2 separate regions of the Homo sapiens genome follow, and region 2 is linked to region 1. A link is an interaction called in ENCODE POLR2A ChIA-PET data of the cell type or tissue named here. Cell type or tissue: Panc1. All regions are shown on one strand. Links, peaks and the distances in the headings refer to the core of each region. The heading gives the core; the rest is flanking DNA. Region 1 overlaps LRRC20 (leucine rich repeat containing 20). Region 2 overlaps PPA1 (inorganic pyrophosphatase 1).

Region 1 (2,500 bases), core at 1-2,500:
ATTTACTTATTTATTTTTGATTAGGCAGTAGATGCACACAATGTGATATTTTGAGGATTGAAAGGATAGTGGGGAAAAATAAGTCTGCTCTTCTACTCCTGTCCCCAGACATCCAAGTCCGTGTCCAGAGACAACCACCATTAGCAGTACTGGAGATATTCCATGCCTATGTAAATATAAATATACTTCATAATAGTAGCATTTATAATATGCCACCAAGGGTAGGTACTGTTGTAAGCAAACAGAGCATAAAGTAACAAGTAACTTGCCCAAGTTCACACAGCAAGAAAAAAGAGCTACCTTAGTCTTTTCTTTTGAAACAGGTCTCCCTCTGTCACCCAGGCTGGAGTGCAGTGGTGCAATCTCGGCTCACTGCAACCTCTGCCTCCTGGGCTCAAGTGATCTTTCCACCTTAGCCTCCCGACTAGCTGGGACTACGGCACACACCATCAAACCTAGCTAATTTTTTGTATTGTTTGTAGAGACAGGGTCTTGCCATGTTGCCCAGGCTAGTCTTGAACTCCTAGACTCAAGTGATCCGCCTGTCTCAGCCTCCCAAAGTGTTGGGATTACAGGCGTGAGCCACTGCACCTGGCCTGCCTTAGTCTTTTTATGGAGGCAGAATGTTTAGTACTTCATTTTAGTCTGTTCCAGACCTTGTTAAAAGTGCTTTTTCTGCCCTTCCCCTTGTCCACCCCCAAGGAGTGAGTGTGGCATCTGGAAATGCCCTCTGACCCCTGTGGGCAGCAGCTGTCTCTGTGTGAAGCCTCCTCAGCACTGAGCATGGGCTGGTGGAAGGACACTGCCCACCTGACCGTCTGACTCTGCCCTGCTGGGGAGTCCGTGCAGTCAGGGACTGTGATTGCTCATTGCCGCAGGTTCAGAGCCGAGGTGCTGATTGAGGTTTGGTGAGCAGGTATTTTTGGAGTTGGCACATTCCTTCGAGCATGGGTTGTATAATTACTGCAGGCCAGCCTTGTCTGTCCCCTAATGGAATTGGCAAGCTTCTCTCTCAGCTGGGGTTAATCTAAGGCCTCTGAGTCAGCCTTGGCAATTGTCCAAGATAAGGATGGTACAGGAAGTAATAAGAGGAACTTGGGGAAGAAGAGGTCCATTTAACAGACACCGGAAACCACAGTTCAGTAGGTTTAATCAATAAGGAAATGTCATGATGGGGGCTGCTCTCAGGCTGGGTACAACGTTGGGAGTGGAATGGAGTGGGATCTTTTTCCAGAGCCCCGGTCCATCCTGGGAGCCCTGGTTGTTCCACTCTGAACCCTGGCCTGGTGCAGGAAGAATCTTTGGAACCCCTAATGCAGTCTTCTGGGACCAGAAGATCTCAGCCCTCTCTGTCCAGAAGAGGGGGCAGTAAGACCTTGGGCAGATGGCCTGGGTGCTGTGACTCCAGAGGTGAGAAGCAAAGCCAGACGTGGCTGTGGCTGTGTTGGGCTGGAAGCCCAACACACTGGCCGATCCCGTGGCTGGGGCTTTGGCCACACTTTTATTCTTCCTCTGAACTGGAAACAACAGAGAAAACCTTAAATGCCTGGTTTGGGGCCATATAAGAGATAAAAAGAAAGCCAAGGCATCAGCAGCCTTGCTGGCCCCAGTTGGCCTTCGTGGCCTCAGTTTCCTTATCTGAGAAATGGGGAAACATCTACTCCATAGTGATTTTGTGAGGTTGGAGATATTGCTTATAAGGTGCCCTGTGTAGGGTTTGGTGCATGCAAGATTCTTGATGAGTGATGCTTCTGATACAGTGATGGTGAAGACACTGGGGGGCTTAGTTGTAGACAAGAGAGGTCTCTGGCCAAGTAGTCAGGATGATGGTCCAGTCATAGGAATCTCTCTCCACAAGGAATTTCAGTGAGAACAGAACTGGAGAGATCCCCAAGTCCACGTCTTCACGGATGGGGACCCTGAGGCTCAGAAGGGAGAAGTGGCTTTTCTGACCTGCCTCCAGGAAGATGTAGGGCGAGACCTCAGTTCAGGGTCCCCGGGTCCCCGGTCAGGCTCTTTGCCATGGAAGCAGGTGGTGTGGTCACCTGCTTCTCAGCTAATGCTAAGAGGCTGTTTTTAACTGGTTGTGTATATATACCTCACCTTACCGCACAGAGGATTTGTGGAGCTTGTGACGCAGGCAGCTTGGGTAGAGCAGTGGAAACCACAGTGGGAGCAGAAGCAACTCAGAGACCCTGCTGGGCCGTGGCTTCTGAGAAGTGAAGCTGGATGGCTGGGAAGAACTTGCTCTCTTGCCGGTGCCTCCCCACCCCATCAGGATGCATGCCCCATTCTGTCTAATTCAAGGCCTTTCTGTGGAATGCTTCCTTCCCATGGAGCTCAGATTTGGCTACCTGGAGATTTACTCTAACAATTTTGGTGGAATTTGGCACATACATTGACATTCATAAAGCCCTAGGGGTTGGACAAGTGGGTGACTGACAGGGGTGGGACATCCATCCCCAGGAACCTGCTGTCTTTGCCCTCCCTTGGGGAGGGG
Region 2 (12,960 bases), core at 9,125-11,624, 120 kb after region 1:
GAGTTCAAATCCCAAGATGGCCAATTCCTAGCTTACCTAACTTGCCTCCCTTTCTTTCTCCTTGAGACGTCCATATCGCCTCCCTGAGCTATTCACAGTATGTAGGTGGTATGGTTATTTCAAAAAATAAAGCACTTAATACCTGCACACAACAAGCTGTCATAGCTGCTGACTTTATGTTTAGAGTTTTGATTCCCTCTTCTTCAGGTCAAGCTCTTTGTGGTAAAGTAATGAGAGGATCATGTTTTCTTAAGTAGTCAACCTTTTTTTTTTTTAATTAAAAAAATTTTTTTTTGAGATGGAGTCTTGCTTTGTCACCCGGGCTGGAGTGCAGTGGCGTGATCTCGGCTCACTGCAAAAGCTCCGTCTCCCAGGTTCACGCCATTCTCCTGCCTCAGCCTCCCAAGTAGCTGGGACTACAGGTGTCCACCACCTAATTTTTTGCAGTTTAGTGGAGACGGGGTTCACTGTGTTAGCCAGATGGTCTCGATCTCCTGACCTGTGATCCGCCTGCCTTGGCCTCCCAAAGTGCTGGGATTACAGGTGTGAGCCACCATGTCTGGCCTAATAGTCAACCTTTTGAGAAGGGTTGTTTACCAATTTATTCCCAGCACAATGTCAGTATGTAGTAGGTTCTTATTTGATATTTGAAGAATCACTAGGATCTTATCTATAATGAGTAAATGACATCTATTTAATTCTATTTTGGCTAGGCCAGTGCTGTGGCACTTAAAATTTAATGCTGAGACACTAACTAAATATTCAGTTTAATTTTTTTGCTGTTGATAAATGGTTTGTTTTTATTAACAATGAAGTCTGTTAAATGGAACGTACTATGAAACAACCCATAAGATAGTAGAACATAGGTCTGACCCATCTAGCTTGTTAGGTAAGCACAAAGTCATTTGTTTGTCTTAATTACAGTGTTTCACCTTATACTTTAATTGAAATTTTTTTTTTTTTTTTGAGACGGAGTCTTGCACTGTCGCCCGGGCTGGAGTGCGGTGGCGCAGTCTTGGCTCACTGCATCTTCTGCCTCTCAGGTTCGAGTGATTCTCTTGTCTCAGCCTCTTGTGTAGCTGGGATTACAGGCGCCTACCACCACGCCCAGCTAATTTTTTGTATTTTTATTAGAGACAGGGTTTCACTGTATTGGCCAGGCTGGTCTCAAACTCCTGACCTTGTGATCTGCCTGCCTCGGCCTTGCAAAGTGCTGGGATTACAGGCATGAGCCACCACGCCCGGCCTCAATTGATTTATTAATAGTATTTAGCCTTGATATATCATCCTTGTAGGAGAACATTGCTGAAATACTTACTCTTCTGTGGGTTGGATTTTGCTTTCTTAATGTTGGATTTGTTAGATGTGGTCTTCCTTTATCCCCCTTCTCATTTATCTTTTTGCCTTTACTCCAGCTGAGTAGACAAACAAATCTGAGTAACGTGTTCTAGTTGGAGGAAAAAAGAACCAATGCAACAGCTACATTTTAAACCTAACATCCTGGCTAGCACAGGCTTTCAGTTCTTTTGTGAGATGTTCTGCAAGGACTCTGGCTTACAATTTAGGAAGGAAAGAAAACCAGTCATGTAAAGCTCCAGAAAATTCTGATTAAACTTTTCAGTCCGGGCTCCTGGTCAGTGATGATACTTTTAACATCAGAACATAACCTTTTGGCTGGGTGTGGTGGCTCATGCCTGTAATCCCAGCACTTTGGGAGGGCAAGGTGGGAGGATCACCTGAGGTCAGGAGTTCGAGACCAGTCTGGCCAACATGGTGAAACCCCATCTCTACTAAAAATACAAAAATTAGCTAGGCATGGTGGCATACACCTGTAATCCCAGCAACTCAGGAGGCTGAGACAGGAGAATTGCTTGAACATGGGAGGCAGAGGTTGCAGTGAGCCAAGATTGCGCCACTGCACTCCATCCAGTCTGGGCGACAGAGCAAGACTCTGTCGCAAAAAAAGAAAAAAAGAAAAAAAAGGAAGAAGAAAAACAACCTTTCCATTTTACTATTATTGCCTATCTACTTCTGTTTTGGGAATTTATTATAAAGAAAATCTAAGACCAGGTACAGTGGCTTATGCTTATAATCCCATACTTTGGGAGGCCAAGGTGGGAGGATCACTTGAGCCCAGGAGTTTGAGACCAGCCTGGGCAACATAGTGAGACCCTGTCTCTACAAAAAAGAAAAAGAAAAAAACCACACATTTTTGTTTGTTTTGTTTTCTTTTTTTGTTTGTTTTGTTTTGTTTTTTTGAGATTGAGCCTTGCTCTGTTGCCCAGGCTGGAGTGCAGTGGCATGATCTAGGCTCACTGCAACCTCTGCTTCCTGGGTTCAAGCGATTCTCCTGCCTCAGCCTCCCAAGTAGCTGGGATTACAGGCATGCACCACCACGCCTGGCTCATTTTTGTATTTTTAGTAGATACAGTGTTTCACCATGTTGGCTAGGCTGGTCTCAAACTCCTGACCTCAGGTGATCCACTCTCCTCAGCCTCCCAAAGTGCTGGAATTACAGGCATGAGCCATCATACCCAGCCTAAAACCACACATCTTTAAAGTAAACGTTTGGGTCTATATTTGTGTTTCCCTATTGTCTCAGTTATTGAGTAGTTGGCTTTTGCTTGTTTTAAATAGGATCATTATCTGTTTTAAAGCTTAAATTTAGTTTAGCATTAGATGTGTAGTAGGAGCTACAGCATTTAATTGAAACTCTTGTGTGTAGTTAAGATTCTTAAATGCGAATAAAGAACTAAAACAATGAGAAAAAAGTAGCTGAAGAGTCATAGGATGTTATCTGTTATTCTCAACATGATCCATTTTGTCAGTATGTATAGGAATGATATACACTGTCTTATATTTTTAGACTTGGGAAGACCCAGGGCACAATGATAAACATACTGGCTGTTGTGGTGACAATGACCCAATTGATGTGTGTGAAATTGGAAGCAAGGTAATGAAATGTGACATTTTTTTCTTTAGTGTTGAGATATTAATGAAGTATACCAAATTTCATACTTTAAAAAATACTGTGAATAAAATGCATGAATATTAGTGAAATAATGATGTCTCTTTGGTATTAAAGGCTTCTTGCATTTTAAGCATTTGTATATTATAATTTTTACATTTAAATCTAGTCTGGAAAAAAATGTGTCTATGTATGTATGATTGAACATATATCTAGAAGAACTGGACATGTTCTGCATTGCTTTAGAAGATGGATAATTAGTCAATAGGTGAAAGGTACCAGGAGGGAAATTCCCTCTCAAAACATGGCAAATCTTGCCTAACAATTTAGAATGATCAGTAAATTGACCCGAACCAAATAACCTCATGAGTTGGAGATCCATGGTAGTAACTCCTCCATCAAGTAGGGTTGTTCTAAGATTCTGATTATAGTTATTTCTTTATGTCTCTCTCAGGTGCAGAGAAATAGTAAACAACTAAAAACAAAGTTATCATTTTGTTTTTTAAGTCATAAAGTTTTTGAGTCATCGTATGACTTGCTTAACTCATGACTTTTATAAAATAAAAGGTAAAGCATATTAAGATACGTATTTGAGACTATGGAGGACTTATTCTTCAGTATAATCAATGACAGTGCAAAAAACATTGATTACCCTGAGCTATGTACTGGTTTCCCTATGACCTAGAAGAAAATAGGACCTATAAGTCCTGTTTTCAACTTTAATAGGACTGATGAAACATTTACTCATTTAGGTTTTTAAAATTTGCTTAAAGGAACAATCTTCAGGTAAATTCTCAAGAACTTGGCCTCTTTCTTATTTCCTGTTAGCCAAGTAAAACTGTCTTCTAGAGTGTGGTTCTGTAATGTTGTCCTGACTTTGGCTATTGACTCTCAGGTATGTGCAAGAGGTGAAATAATTGGCGTGAAAGTTCTAGGCATATTGGCTATGATTGACGAAGGGGAAACCGACTGGAAAGTCATTGCCATTAATGTGGATGATCCTGATGCAGCCAATTATAATGGTAAGAAAATTTGAAAAGTCTGAAGTCTTTCTAATTAATTCATAAGCACCACCATACTTAACCTATAATGACAGAATTGTAAGCCCTTACCTTCAAACTGTTAAAGGATGGAGGAACAAAGCACTGGACAAGCATTATTTCTATGACTGCACTTGTAATTAACTAAGTAAACTTTCTCCTTCATTCCAGGAAAGAAAAAATCTGGTAGGTTCTTACTGTTTTTTTGGTCCTTTCCTTCCCCACATACCAGCACTCAGTTGGTATGTTTATTTATTTTAAAACATTTAATTGAGATATTCACATATCAAAGAGTCACCATTGTAAAATGTACAATTCAGTGGTTTTTAGTATATTCACTAAGTTGTACAACCATCACCACTCTCTAATTGCAGAACATTTCATCAGCCCAGAGGAAATCCTGTATCCATGGGCAATCACTCCCTGTCCCCCTTCCCTCAGTCCCTGATGACTGCAGATCTACTTTGTGCCTATGGATTTGCCTATGCTGTTATTTCATGTAAATGGCATCATATAGGTGGCCTCTGTGTCTGGTTTATTTCACTTAGCGAAGTAAGTGTCTTCAGGATTCATCCGTATTGTAGTATGTATCAGCACTTCATTCCCTTTTTTTTTTTTTTTGGTGGTAAATTTTACATAACATAAAATTCACCATTTTAATTAAAGTGTGAAATTCAGTGGCATTTCATTCATTCACAAGGTTGTGCAGCCATCACCACTAGTTCAAGTCATTCCCTATTCCCTCCTCCTCTCCAGGCCCTGGCAGCCACTAATCTGCTTTTTGTCTTTATAGCTTTGCCTATTCTACCTATTCTAGGTATCTCATATACATGGACTGGTACAATATATGGATCTTTGTTGTTGCTGTTTCTGGTTTCTTTCACTTAGTATAATGTTTTCTAGGTTTATCCATATTGCATATTGTGGCATCTGTCAGTACTCCTTTTTATGGTTGAATATTATTCCATTGTGTGGATATACTACATTTTGTTTATCCATTCATCAGTTGATGGACATTTGGGTTGTTTTGGCTGTGTAATGCTGCCATGAACATTCCTGTACAAGTTTTTGTGTGGACTTATGTTTTTATTATTGGGTACATACATAGGAGTTGCCAAAGCTAGAACACTTTGAGCAAGAAAATAAAGTAGTATTGTAATATAACCTGGAACATAAAATAAATCTCCATGAGTCTATACTGACAAATAAATGATTGAATAAATAGACAAATGAGGAAGAATAGACAAATCTCAAAGCAGAAGAATTCCAAATAATTTATGCAGATACTCCATTCTCAAGGAGGTCCTTAATTGTGAGTTGTGCCTGGTGACTTCCTTCCAAAGAGTACAGTGTGGGTAAGGGAGAGGAGAGGATGACTTTAGAGCAGAGAAACTTGACAAACACTGCCTCAGCCAGGTGATGGAGGTCAATGTCAGCAGTGATAAGAGTCACCTTGAGAGCATGTTCCCTCAAAATGATGTGATGTATATTTGCATCTGTGTTAATTCATTGAAGAAGGACTGGAAGAATGCCAATCCTTTAATGTTTCGTTTCAATTTTGAAAGGTGAGAGTGCATTCACACCATCTGTTCACTACTTGGTAGTACGGCTCTGTTCTGTTGGTCCGTGTGTGCATTTCCAACGTGCTTCTTATGCAAGAGAACTTGGCATGCTGTGGCCACAATTAGTGAAGCCAAGCCCATCACTCTGTCAGCACTCATTTACTAAGGCTTTATTTTCCTGCAGTTCAGGTTATTAGAACCCTGAAAACTTTCTCGGGGTGGCTGGTCCCATGGCGCAAGTAGTATGCAGCTTTCCCTAATGTCAACCTAAGGCAGTGTCTATTGTCCATCCTATAGCTTGCCCCTGTGCATCTCTTCCATTTGCTGTCCCTGAGTTGTATTTATATAACGAAATTTAAACTTCAGTGTTTTCCTGAGTTCTGTGAACCATTTTAGCAAATTAGGGGACCTGGGGAGAGGATTGTAGAAACCCCTAATTTATAGCTGATAGTCAAAAGTACAGGAGGCATCTGAAGTGGGGCAGTCTTGTGAGACTGAGCCCCTAACCTTTGAGATCTGATGCTAACTCCAGGTAGATAGTATCAGAATCACAGTGAATTACTGAGCACTCAGTTGGTGTCTGAATAATTGGAGAATTAGTTTCTGTTATTGGAAAACATCAACATTTGCATGTTGGATTTCTGGATTTCCAAATTATTTCTATATCAGGTGACACATTTCATGTAAATTATAAGTTCTTTGAAATTTACTAGTGCTTAAACATTTCCCAGTGCATTCTGTAAAGTTTCCATACTTTTAGTGATATTATGATAATAGAATGCATGCTATTCTTTATGCAGATTATAAATTGGATTGAAGCGGCCGGGCGCGGTGGCTCACGCCTGTAATCCCAGCACTTTGGGAGGCCGAGGCAGGCGAATCATGAGGTCAGGAGATCGAGACCGTCCTAGCTAACACGAAACCCCATCTCTACTAAAAATACAAAAAAATTAGCCAGGCATGGTGGTGGGCACCTGTAGTCCCAGTTACTCAGGAGGCTGAGGCAGGAGAATGGCGTGAACCCGGGAGGCAGAGCTTGCAGTGAGCCGAGATTGCGCCACTGCACTCCAGCCTGGGAGACAGAGCGAGACTCCTTCTCAAAAAAAAAAAATAAATTGGAGTGAAGCAATGTTATCTTATACAAATATAAATAAGCTTTTGTTATTGTTGAATGTATTTCTCTTCCTCATAATACTTTTCCTAACTGACTTTTTAGGATGTGTATCTCTGTTTGCTTGCATTGAGCAGGAGTTTGTTATTTGAAGTGCAGTTTGATAACATTGAGGCTAGCCATTGTTGATGGCTATACAGAAACTTAAAATTTTTAAAGCAGTGCACTTTTCTGTCAGCCAGAACTAAAGTATTGTTATGTACAGTGCCTGTACTATCCAGCAAAGTCTAGTCACATTTAATACGTAACCCATCAATGGATATCAATCTAATCTATTTTTCTTATCTTTTAGTATGTAATAGTGTTGTGATCCTCTGACATAGCCTCTGCCTCTGGACCAGGGATAGTACCTCAAGCCTGTAATCCCAGTGCTTTGGGAAGCCAAGGCAGGAGGATTGCTTGAGCCCAGGAGTTTGAGACCAGCCTGGGCAACATGACGAGACCCCATTTCTACAAAAAATTTAAAAATTAGCTGGGCGTGTGCATGCTTATAGTCCCAGCTACTCAGGAGGCTGAGGTGAGAGGATCGCTGAACTGTGGAGGTCAAGGCTGCAGTGAGCCTTGTTCGGGCCACTGCATTCCAGCGTGGGTGACAGAGCGAGACCTTGTCTCTGAAAAAAAAAAAAAGATAACCTCTGTCTTTTTCAGTATCTTGTACACTTCTCATAGGAATTATCTACATTTGCCAAACTGGTTGTTTCATTATGTAGCCACCAGCTGTTTGCCCTTACCTAACAGAGATTACTATTGTACTGATTGTTCTCTGTACTTAGTGTCAGAGCTATTCAGAGATACTAGATGATTTTCTTTCAATGTATATGTGTATGGCTTCTCTTCTCAACAAGGGGCTTCGCTCCAATGTTATCTTGAACTTCCGTGATAAGTCATTCCACAGCTCTTTCAAAATAAGTACTTGGAATTTTTGTTGAGTGTATAATTATTTGTGCATCTTGAAATCTGCTTATTCTCTTCTTTCTTTTTAAAAAAATCATTCTCACTGTCATCTTATGCTTCTTCTCTTCTTAGATATCAATGATGTCAAACGGCTGAAACCTGGCTACTTAGAAGCTACTGTGGACTGGTTTAGAAGGTATAAGGTTCCTGATGGAAAACCAGAAAATGAGTTTGCGTTTAATGCAGAATTTAAAGATAAGGTAATATGTCATTCAGAACTGTAGCTTTAGGCTCATTTGTATTGAGACTCATAATTTAACCATATTGTTACCATCTAAAGATTCACAAAACAGAAGTCTGGAAACATAACACAGTCTTGGTGTTTATTTATTCACTTTAATATTCTCTTCCATTTTTAGAATAAGGAAATGATTCAGAAGAGACAAAGTATCAGGCTTTGGGGAAATGTTGATAATAGGAAAATAATACCTTTTTATCATTGTAATGCAAACCTCTTCAAATTATAGGACTTTGCCATTGATATTATTAAAAGCACTCATGACCATTGGAAAGCATTAGTGACTAAGAAAACGAATGGAAAAGGAATCAGTTGGTAAGTGTAAACACTTTGCATGTTTAACACACAAAGCAGACCAGCTTGCAGAAAAGGTTTTAATAATCATAAGACACTGTACTGTTACTTTCACTTAGAAAAGAGATACAAGGCTGGGTGCGGTGGCTCACACCTGTCATTCCAGCACTTTGGGAAGCCAAGGTGGATGGATTGCTTGAGCCCAGGAGTTGAAGACCAGCCTGGACAACATGGAAAAACCCTGTCTCTACAAAAAGTACAAAAATTAGCTGGGCATGGTGGTACATACCTGTAGTCCTAGCTACCTGGGAGGCTGAGTTGGGAGGATCACCTGAGCCTGGGGAGGTTGAAGCTGCAGTGAGCCGTGATCGTACCACTGTACTCCAGCCTGGGCGACAGAGCGAGACTCGGTCTCAAAAAAAAAAAAAAAAGAGTACGAGAAACAGCCAATGTACAAAAATAATTCTCCCAGAAATCTTCTATTCTGTGTCAGGATAATGTCCTATAAAATGAAAACATTGTCCTTCCAACAAACAGAAGAAAAATGGAGAAGAGTTATATGTGTAAAAATGTACAGTCCTAAGAGTTGGCATTTGTCTGGGTGCTATATGGCTCATTCCTGTAATTCCAGCACTTTAGGAGGCTGAGGCAGGAGGATCACTTGAACTCAGGAATTGGAGACTGGTGGGGGCAACATAGTGAGACCTCATCTCTACTAAAAATTAAAAAAAAATTAGCCAGGCATGGTGGCGCTTGCCTGTAGCAAGGCTGAGGTGGGAAGATCACTTGAGCCTTGGAGATCAAGGCTGCAGTGAGCTGTGATTGCCCCACTGCACTCCAACTGGGGCACCTGAGCAAGACCCTGTCTCAAAAGAAAAAAAAAAGGAAAAAGATTTGGCTTTTAAGTTAACTTCTCTATTTTTTCGTATCTTACGATTTCTATGAAAATGGTCTTAATGTATGTTAAATAACAGGTCAGCAAAGATGATTCATTTTTCATTTTGATGGTGTATTTCTTTGTTGTTGTTGTTTTCTGAGACAGAGTCTTGCTCTTGTTGCCCAGGCTGGAGTGCAATGGCATGATCTCGGCTCATTGCAACCTCCGCTTCCCGGATTCAAGAGATTCTCCTGCCTCAGCCTCCTGAGTAGCTGGGATTACAGGCGCATGCCACCACGCCCGGCTAATTTTTGTATTTTTAGTAGAGACGGGGTTTTGCCGTGTTAACCAGGCTGGTCTCGAACCTCTGACTCATGATCTGCCCGCCTCGGCCTCCCAAAGTGGTGGGATTACAGGCGTGAGCCACCACACCCGGCCTTGATGGAATATTTCTAATTGGGCACATATTATATTAGTACTATAATGACTAATATATAGGAAAACTTGAACTACGGATAAACAAAAATAAAATGTATTTTTAAAACATGATCCATATTTTAGACTAAAGTGGGCTAAAAAAACCCAAAAAACATATTAGGATTGTATTATATACACGACTTGTCTTACGATTTTTAAAATTTAACACTATGTAATAAGCATTTCCTCATGTCATAAAAGATATAATTTTTTTTTTAGAGACAGGGTCTCTCGCCCAGGCTGAAGTGCAGTGTTACTATAATAGCTCACTGTAACCTCAAAGAAGTGATCCTTCTGTCTCAGCCTGCCAAGTAGCTGGGTACTACAGGCACGCATCACCACTCCCAGATGATTTTTAAATTTGTTGTAGAGACAGTGTCTTGCTGTGTTGTCCAGGCTGATCTTGACCCCCTGGCTTTAAGTGATCCTCTCACACCTCAGCCTCCAAAAGTGCTTAGACTACAGATGCGAGCCACCATGCCTAGTCTAGAAATATCATATTTTAATAATATAATATTCCATCTCTGTATAATATGTTTTATGGATAAACCTTTTTATTTTTAAATCCCTGCAAAGAAGGATAAACTATTTTTAATCATTTCTTATTATTGGACATTTTGGTTACTTCCAATTTTTCACCACTATTAATAGTGAAATAGTATATGGTAAACACCTTTGTAAATTACCGTTTCAGTATTGGATTGGGTTCTTAGAGGTGGAATTTCTCTATCAAGACCTATGAGCTTTTTAAAAGGTTTTGGATACATTTTACAGAAATATTTTTCAGAAAGATTGAACCAGGACTCCTGCCAGAAGTGTCTGTTTCAGATGTCTCACCAACACTACAGGAACTGGGTTTTTTTTTGTTTCATTATTTTTTCCAATTAAGAAAGATATGTTTCTCAATTCACATTTCTTAGCTATTTCAGTGAGAATTACAAAGCATTCAATCTCAGTTTCTTTCGTCCTCTCCTCCCCTCCCCTCCCCTCCCCTCCCCTCCCCTCCTCTCCTCTCCTCTCCTCCTTATTGCAACGCAGTCTTGCTCTGTCACCAGGCTGGAGTGCAGTGGCGCGATCTCAGCTGACTGAAATCTCCGCCTTCCAGATTCAAGCGATTCTCCTGCCTCAGCCTCCCGAGTAGCTGGGACTACAGGCATGCGCCACCATGCCCGGCTAATTTTTGTATTTTTAGTAGAGATGGGGTTTCACCGTGTTGGCCAGGATGGTCTCGATCTCTTGACCTCATGATCCGCCTGCCTCAGCCTCCCAAAGTGCTGGAATTACAGGCATGAGCCACCACACCTAGCCCAATCTCAGTTTCTTAAATCCGAACTTGTTAAGATATTTGAATAAAATTGATCACAAGAATAGCTATGCCTTGCCAAAATACATAATTAGAATGTTAAATGTAGGTGAAAAAGCTTTCGACTAAACTAAACTTGAATATCACCTGGTCAACCACTTTCAACTCATTTTTTAACTCTTAAGAGATAATTTTTGTTATTTTGTCTTATGACTACTTTTGTTTTATTTAATAGCATGAATACAACTTTGTCTGAGAGCCCCTTCAAGTGTGATCCTGATGCTGCCAGAGCCATTGTGGATGCTGTATGTAAAAGTTTCCTTAAAAAAAAAACAAGCCTGGTTGCTAAAAACTATGATGCTAAATGGGGAGAGGAAGTACTTGTTTCGACAAATACTTGAGTGCCTTTTGTATGCATGTTACTGTGTGGAGTCTTGAAATTAGAAACCATGAACACATGCAAGTGGCCATTTGACTGAGGGAGAAGCTGAGGGAGTGATTCTAATCAATCATAAGTTGGACAGATAGCATGGTAGTAAGATTTGTAAAAATCAGAATGGTTCCAGAATGTACCAAGTAACCTGTGTGCCTATGACCCATCATAAGCCATTTCCGCAAAAGAATCAATGGGAATTTACTTGACTTGGTTCTAGCAAGGACTGAGGAAGGTATCAAGTTTTAGGTACCATTGCAGGAATGATTCATAATCTAAGAAAGGCTTTCATGTGAGGTAGTAAAAGCACCCGTCAAAGCAATAATTTTGTTTTTGTACTATTTTTAATTATTTGGTTTGGATTAACCAAAAAATTGAACGAGATCATCTTAAATTATTTTCATTTATAATATTAAATAAGGAAAACAAAAGAAAATGAGGTCTGACTTTTTTACTGCCTTGTAAATGGGGTAGAACAAGGAAAAAAGGACAATTTAATGATGAAACCAGTACATTTAGTTTTATCTTTATTTATGTATGAATCCCGACAAAGTTGAGATAAATAAGAAAAATTATAAGGGAAAAGCCAGTGGTTAACTATTATAATTTTTCAGTGAGAACACTGCCCATATTTTATAAATATGTGTGTATATATAAAATTGTTATATATGCATAAATCAGTTTTTATTATTTCAAAAAACATTCTTATTATTCTGCATGTCATAAAAAGTCAAGAGGCTTGAATTTTTTTTTTTTTTTTTGAGACAAGTCTCGCTCTGTTGCCCAGACTGGAGTGCAGTGGCGCAATCTCAGCTTACTGCAACCTCCGCCTCCCAGGTTCAAGCGGTTCTCTGCCTCAGCCTCCCGAGCAGCTGGGATTACAGGTGCCCGCCACCATGCCCAGCTTTTATTTTTAGTAGAGACGGGGTTTCACCATCTTGGCCAGGCTGGTCTTGAACTCCTGACCTTGTGATCCACCCACTTCAGCCTCCCGAAGTGTTGGGATTATGGGCATGAGCCACTGCACTGTCCAAGAGGCTTGAATTTGTTAGCATCTCAGCAGTAGAGCAAACCTTCTATTGTTCCTATATATTATAAATTACGTTTAGATCCTAAAATTTGGGATAGTCTTCAGATTCTCTTAAATTTTTGTCAGTATACCTTTTTAGCTTTTTAAAAAATGAGATTAGACTAATAGATTTTAATATTTTATATTTTAGTTACCACCACCCTGTGAATCTGCCTGCACAGTACCAACAGACGGTAAGATTTCTATTCCAGTAAAATTTCATTAAACATTACACAGTTATGGAAAAATTATGTTACTTTTATTTTTAGTTGACAAATGATAATTAAATATATTTATGGGTACAGTGTGATGTTTTGATATATGTTTACAATGTGGAATGATTAAATCTGGCTAATTACGAAATCATTACCTCACATACTTAATCATTATTTGTTGTGTGGTAAAAACATTTGAAATCTACTCTTAGCAATTTTGAAATAGATGTTACAGTCACCATCCTGTGCAATAGATCACTAAAGCTTATTCCTTTTGTCTAACTAAAACTTGGTACCCTTTGACCATCGCCTGCCCTTTCCCCATCCTTCAGCTCCTGGCAACCACCATTCTACTCTCT

What was found. Peaks named below come from ENCODE experiments on the same cell type or tissue, not always from the same donor. Only the 100,000 strongest peaks of a DNase experiment are listed, where the experiment ranks them.
Region 2: POLR2A ChIA-PET joins it to region 1 with 6 read pairs; 3 of 35 experiments call an interaction of 5 or more read pairs at or near these places.

Annotation. Positions count from the first base shown.
Region 1 is chr10:70,330,459-70,332,958 of GRCh38, reverse strand. All of the region lies in intron 3 of LRRC20 (leucine rich repeat containing 20), which reads left to right. Among named protein-coding and RNA genes, the nearest start is that of NPFFR1, 48 kb to the right of the region's middle. RefSeq lists an enhancer at 912-1,206. In Panc1, for the core only: no CTCF peak of the experiment used is centred there; a DNase peak (open chromatin) is centred at 1,038.
Region 2 is chr10:70,204,493-70,217,452 of GRCh38, reverse strand. It overlaps PPA1 (inorganic pyrophosphatase 1), which reads left to right. Exons shown (of 11, transcript NM_021129.4): 5 at 2,867-2,953; 6 at 3,864-3,990; 7 at 7,768-7,895; 8 at 8,163-8,248; 9 at 11,120-11,189; 10 at 12,538-12,580. Among named protein-coding and RNA genes, the nearest start is that of PPA1, 22 kb to the left of the region's middle. In Panc1, for the core only: no CTCF peak of the experiment used is centred there; no DNase peak of the experiment used is centred there.